Regions from separate parts of the Homo sapiens genome. Here region 2 is linked to region 1. Evidence: chromatin loops called from intact Hi-C (ENCODE). Cell type or tissue: IMR-90. All regions are shown on one strand. Links, peaks and the distances in the headings refer to the core of each region. The heading gives the core; the rest is flanking DNA. Region 1 overlaps LINC01418 (long intergenic non-protein coding RNA 1418). Region 2 overlaps LOC102723985 (a long non-coding RNA gene).

Region 1 (2,929 bases), core at 228-2,727:
GTGAAGAAGGCAGTGGAGGACTTGTGTGTATGCATATGTGTGTGCCCGTGCATATGACGTGGACATGTCCATGTCCATTTATATACATGATGCGGAGATGGTAAAAAAGAAGGCAAGGGGTGAATAAGTAAGAAATTTAATAACATTTAAAATCGGTTTGTATACTAACTTCTGGAGTGTTCTTTGGGGAAACACTTGAAGGTCATTCATTTTCCTTTCCTCTGGACTCCAATCTACTTGGTGCATAGAATTGCGAGGTGCTTTGGTGGTGAGCCACTCAGCATCCACTCACCTCTCTCCCATCTTAACGGCACCCAATTTTTGTTCAAATCCTCCAGCTCCCTCACAGAGCCCTTGTGCTTTGAGGAACATTGACCTAACACTAGTGCCCCAGGTGAATCCTGATTGGTCTAATCCAATCAGGGTCATCCCATCTCCCTACCACAGGGGTTAACCAGGTAATTGGCCTAAGCCAATTAGTGCCAGGCTATCCCCAGCCTCAGCGACTGATCTTCATAACCTTGGCGTAGGCCAATGTTTCTTTTAAAACACACACACACACACACACACACAAACATAAAGGAAAAGATTGGCAAATTGAGCTTCATTAAATGAAGACTGTCTATTTATCAAGACACCATTAAGAGAGTGAAAGGCAAGCGACTGAGTGGGAGAAGAGGATTTTCATGCAGCACGTATAAAGAACTCCTACCTATCAATCTTTAAAATGAGAGACAACATGTTCAACCCTAGGCAACGGTCTTGAACAGGAACTTCACAAAAGAGCATATCCAAATGGCCAAAATCCATGAAAAGTTTCTCTACATTATTAGTCATCAGAGAAATACATGTTAAGAACACAATGAGACATCTCTATACATCTGCTAGATCATGTTTAAAAATTTCATGTAACAATACCACTTACAGACAAAGATGTTGGGCAAATGGAACTTTCATAGACACCTGGTAGAAGTAGAAAGTGATACAGCCACTTCAGAAAACTATGCCAGTATGTACTAAAGCTACAGGTATGCCTACCCTATGACCCATCAGTTCTATTCCTATACACATATCCAAAGAAATCGCATACATATATACACCAAAATACATTATAAGAATATTCCTAGTATCATTATTTTAATAGCCAAAATTGGGAATGATCCAAATGTCCATTAATAGTGGAAAAGGCATCTGGGGTGTTGGTAATATTTTATTTATTAATCTGGGTAGTGTTTATACAAGTACTTGCCCACATTGATCTAAAAAGTGGAAGGATTTCAAACTCAAGTATATCTGACTTCAAAGGCCTGTCAATTACAGTATTTTAATAAATGTGAGTATGTAGTGGTGATGAGGTCGACTTTAAAATGTGTATGAATTGAAACATGTTCCAATTACGTCTCCTTTTATCATCCTTTTGGTGACCAAAATTATACAACCATGACTAAGAAACTACTGCCACCTAGTGGCACCCTTCCCTAATTGCAGGATAAATTATTGTGAGCGTGACTCAACTTCAAGCGTGTACAGTCAACTTAAAATAGCATGATGACAACAAAAACTTTCGTTAGATTTCCCCACACCCACCCAATATTTGTTTCTACTTATGGAAAGCAATCACTTCTTACTCAGATAGCTTCATCTGAGTAATGTAAACATTTTGTCTTTATCCTATTCTTTTTATATATAAAAATAGTTAAAATGATTACCTGCCAATCATTGAGCAGTTACTACATGTCAGACATTGCATTAATACCTTTGCATGGATTATGTCATTTAGTTGTCATAACAATTCTCTAAGGAGTCTACTACTATTATACCCATTTTAGAGATGAATAGACATAGATATGTTGAAGTTTCCCAAGGTCAACATAGCTAAGTGATCAAGTTGGAATTTTAATCCAGATCTGCAGGATTTCAACCCTCTTGCTCTCCTATCTTCCAAGCATCCAAGTTGGATATTTTTTCTTCAAAGTAGGGAATCCAGAAATGTGAGTTCCAGTGCTGGAGGTGACAAGAACTCACTGTGGACCATAAGCAATTCACTTCACTTGTCAGAGACTCAATTTTCTTATCTGTAAATTAAAAATCTTGCCCAGGTGATCTCTGAGCCTCCTTCCCACACCATCACCTAATAGCTCCTGATCACAGAAGAAAGGCATTAATCTAAGCCACTGGCAATATGTTTTTGTGGTTTGGTGCAACTATTTTTAGACCATCACAGAATAAGAGCTCATTTCATGGAGCCAGTCACAAATTTCCCACAATCTTTGGGGGAAATCCAAGCCTGGGTGATTCTGGTGCTTAATGAGATGATGTAATGCAGGAAAATATATAGCTGGAAGAAAATTTTATTGGTGTGAGTAAATGTGCATTTTCAAGTGAATTACAAGACCTTAAGAAGTAAATGTATATGCCCCAGGGGAGAAATCACCTAAGACTTTAAAACAGAGCATGTAGTGTTCATTTGTAGGCATTCTAAGAACCTTTGCAGATGTGAAGGAAAAGGAAAAATTGTGCAGAACCTTTAACCCTAGAAAGAAAAACAAATGACCTCAGAAAAATATCTTCAACTAAGTAAATTGAGGATACCCCATGACAGGTGCAACTGTCAGATAAAGGGGCTTTATAATGCAACATGAGCTAACATATTCATTCAGGAGAGGTGCACTTATGTAAATCTGCTAATGGGAAATCTACAGGATTAGCAACTTTAAAGAATAATGCATGAAACTAGTCTGGCATTTAAATGATGAAGCATGCACTCTCTAACATGCCTATGTTTTTTTTAAAAAAAAAAGGCATGTTGTCTGACGCAAACACAAGAAGTAGCATTCTGAGTCATGTAAATTTCTTGAAGTTTTTCTAAACTGCCACATACCTATAATACATTTGGCATATACATCCTAGCAAATTCCAATCCTGTGAT
Region 2 (2,929 bases), core at 340-2,839, 300 kb before region 1:
GCCCTTCCAGAGGGTACAACTGTTCTCTTCAGAAGGCTTTGTCAAATAGAAGCCACTCTGCCACTACTGGAATTAAAATCTCTTTTCTTGAATCTAAAGATAATTCATGTAGAAAAAGAGCTAGTCTCAAAACTAGGTTGGGTTTGGGGTACTTGGGGAAGGAAAGAGAGATAGTGGAGAGAAGAATATATTTTTTAATAAATATCTCAGTTTCCTTCTCATTTGTGAATATAAGTTTTTTGTACTTCAATTTTTGATGAGTTACAGGTTTTCAATCACAGATTTTTATCTAGATTTTTCCACCTAGTACATGTTTCCTTGGGCAAGTAATTTAACGTCCCTGAGTTCCACTTTCTTTATCACTGTAACGTGGTTGATCATGCCCCTGTGACAAGGAGACTGAGATCATAGTTAATTGAGATTGAGTGACATCTGCATAATTTTAATAGTAAACTATTTGGAATCTGTACTTCTATTTTTATGGTCTTTGTATACCTTTGTTATGATATAAATGAATATAATTTTATGTAGCTATTGAAAAATAGTTACATTAAAATGTTCTGTAGAACTACCCTGGTCTAAAATCAGGTTTCTTTGCTAGGTAATAAAAATATTTCCCCCGAGGCAGTTCTGGGAAAGTATTATAATAGTCCAAAATTGTACCTTTGCAGAATATAAAATAACTAATAAAAAGATTTTGTAATTGTAGTTCCTTATGAATTATGTGAATTACATTAAATATTTTTAAGAACATTTTCCTTGCGTGAATAAAGCTTTTTATGAACTAACGTCTCAACTAGTGAGAAGGTTATGCTGATCTCAGCTTATACCAGCAGGTCACAGTAGCAACTACATTCTTAACTTTTAGAGGTATGAATTTGCTCTCAAGTTCAATTTTTTATCTAAATAATTTAAATATGATTCTGAGTCCCCACTAGCCTGAATGACAGAATGTTATTAGTCAGAACTGAGACTCCCTTCCTGATTTTATTTCGGAATGAAACAAGTCCAGGCTGGGGTCGTACCTGTCTTGGCAAGTCACGCTCCAATCCATCCATTTCTGCAGCCATCACCTTGGGCATCCTGTTCCAATGAGGCATACAGCAGTGCTGAGAATAAAGCGCTTATTATGTACGGTCGTCTGGGTTGGGCACTGTGGGAGACTGGGAAAAAATAGGGTATAACCCTTGCCCTCCGTGAAGTACAGGAAAAATCTCGGTGTCAAAAATGTAAAATTTCCAGCCATTTGGCCATAGATGTTACTTTTAGTGTAACCACAACCAGTATCAAATGGAAATCTGGCTGTAAAAAAAACAGAACTGTGAAACATTTAGAAAAGAGTAATGAAAACAGCAGAAAATTCAGTTCTCAGCAGAATTCTGTCAACAGAAGAAATTCTACTTCCACAAATTCCTTAGTTGAGAAAGGCGTGCAGAGGGCTTCCCAGGCCATCTATAAAACATGAAACCAAGAACAGAGCAGATGAAGAAAGGTTTCTATTTTCTTTCTGATTTAGCCTTAACTTGTGGTTTATGTTTTTTAAAAAAATGGTCTAAGCTCTTCTCGGGACCATTACAGGACTGTGCAGCTATGTGCTTGCACTAACATTGTTTATTTCAGAACATCTGTGCCATAATCTTCGGTCATGCCTGTGGAATATATGAGGTCATCTCTTTGGATGTTTATATAGCTGAGGAATAATCAAAACCAATGCACCAGGGATGGATACCCTTTCCCAGATTTTTAAGCACTTTTGCTCCTTTCATATCACCTCTTAAGTTTGCTCAACTCAGCACTGTGGGCACGGTATGCTCTCAGCAAAATGGGTGTTGAACTAATTAATCAGTATAATCTGGCTCAACTTTTGCCAATCTCACCCCTCCTCCCTACACACACGCACACACACACATACACACACACACTGCAAAGCACAAGAGAAAGATAAGCAATATGGAATTAAAATGAGCTGAGTTCTCTCTTAGCCCTGTCATTACCTACTTCTGTAAACTTAGGCAAGCCTAACCCTCCATCTGTTACCAGGATGAGCTCTCTTTGCTCCTCTTGTTTTAAAGATACTTCTTTGACTTCTTATCATATACAGACACAGTCCAAAGATCTTTCATGTTGTAGCTGCTGCCTGCCTTTCCAGAATCACCTTTCACAATCCCATAAAAATGGGCCCTGCTGGTAGCTGCCCTGCACTGCCTGCAGACCTTGCACTTGGACAAATTCTCTTTCTCTTGCCTCCATGTTTTGGGGGCACCTGGCTGAATGTTGTCACCTTCTCACTCCATCCTCCTCCTCCCTCAGCACCTCAAACACATCCTTATTGTCGCTCTAGAGTTGCAGCTGCAGTTGACCCAAAAAGAGCTCAGGGCCTAGAATAGAAGAAAATCATCAATACTGGAGTTAATGGATTGTGGTTTTGTTCAAACTGGGAAAGACAATGCCCTTGGTTGGCAGGGTCAGTGTATCCATTTCACATTAGGAATTGGTTTCTTCTTGGATTGGCATCATTTTGCCACCTTCAAGATCTTTACCTACTTTAAGGTTGTTTGTTTGTTTGTTTGTTCGTTTGTTTTGGTTCTGGTCATGTCACCAGGGATCAACACAAGCAGGACCTGTCTCCTGGTGGCAGTGTGGTGGCACATGGCTGGTGTCTTGCTTTATGTAGGTGCTGCTGACACCTTGAGTTCTCACCCTAGAGGCCACTGTACTTTTTCTCCCACAGAAGTAGTTTCTCCACCAGTGTCTTCTGGAAGCACACACCTAAAGGCGAATTATTCTTAAAATACCCCTTTGTGCAACTATTCCCCTTTATACGCTGCCCTTTTAGGAAAGATAATGACGGAAAGAATCAATAGAAACCCCAAATAGAGAAAAAGCCTGTAGCAGCGTTGAGAATCAGCTTTGAGGCATTGCTGTTTTC

What was found. A loop is a pair of places that touch in the nucleus more often than their neighbours do. Peaks named below come from ENCODE experiments on the same cell type or tissue, not always from the same donor. Only the 100,000 strongest peaks of a DNase experiment are listed, where the experiment ranks them.
Region 2: it touches region 1 in a loop (12-fold over the local background); 1 of 110 quality-filtered maps calls a loop at or near these places.

The regions. Positions count from the first base shown.
Region 1 is chr15:81,938,322-81,941,250 of GRCh38, forward strand. The region is part of intron 3 of LINC01418 (long intergenic non-protein coding RNA 1418); the gene reads right to left. Among named protein-coding and RNA genes, the nearest start is that of LINC01418, 27 kb to the right of the region's middle. In IMR-90, for the core only: a CTCF peak has its summit at 1,470 (motif pointing left); DNase peaks (open chromatin) are centred at 1,490 and 2,260; H3K27ac peaks cover 600 bases.
Region 2 is chr15:81,640,984-81,643,912 of GRCh38, forward strand. LOC102723985 (a long non-coding RNA gene) reads right to left here. Exons shown (of 3, transcript XR_007064738.1): 2 at 1,026-2,929. Among named protein-coding and RNA genes, the nearest start is that of TMC3, 270 kb to the left of the region's middle. In IMR-90, for the core only: no CTCF peak of the experiment used is centred there; a DNase peak (open chromatin) is centred at 1,618; H3K27ac peaks cover 1,726 bases.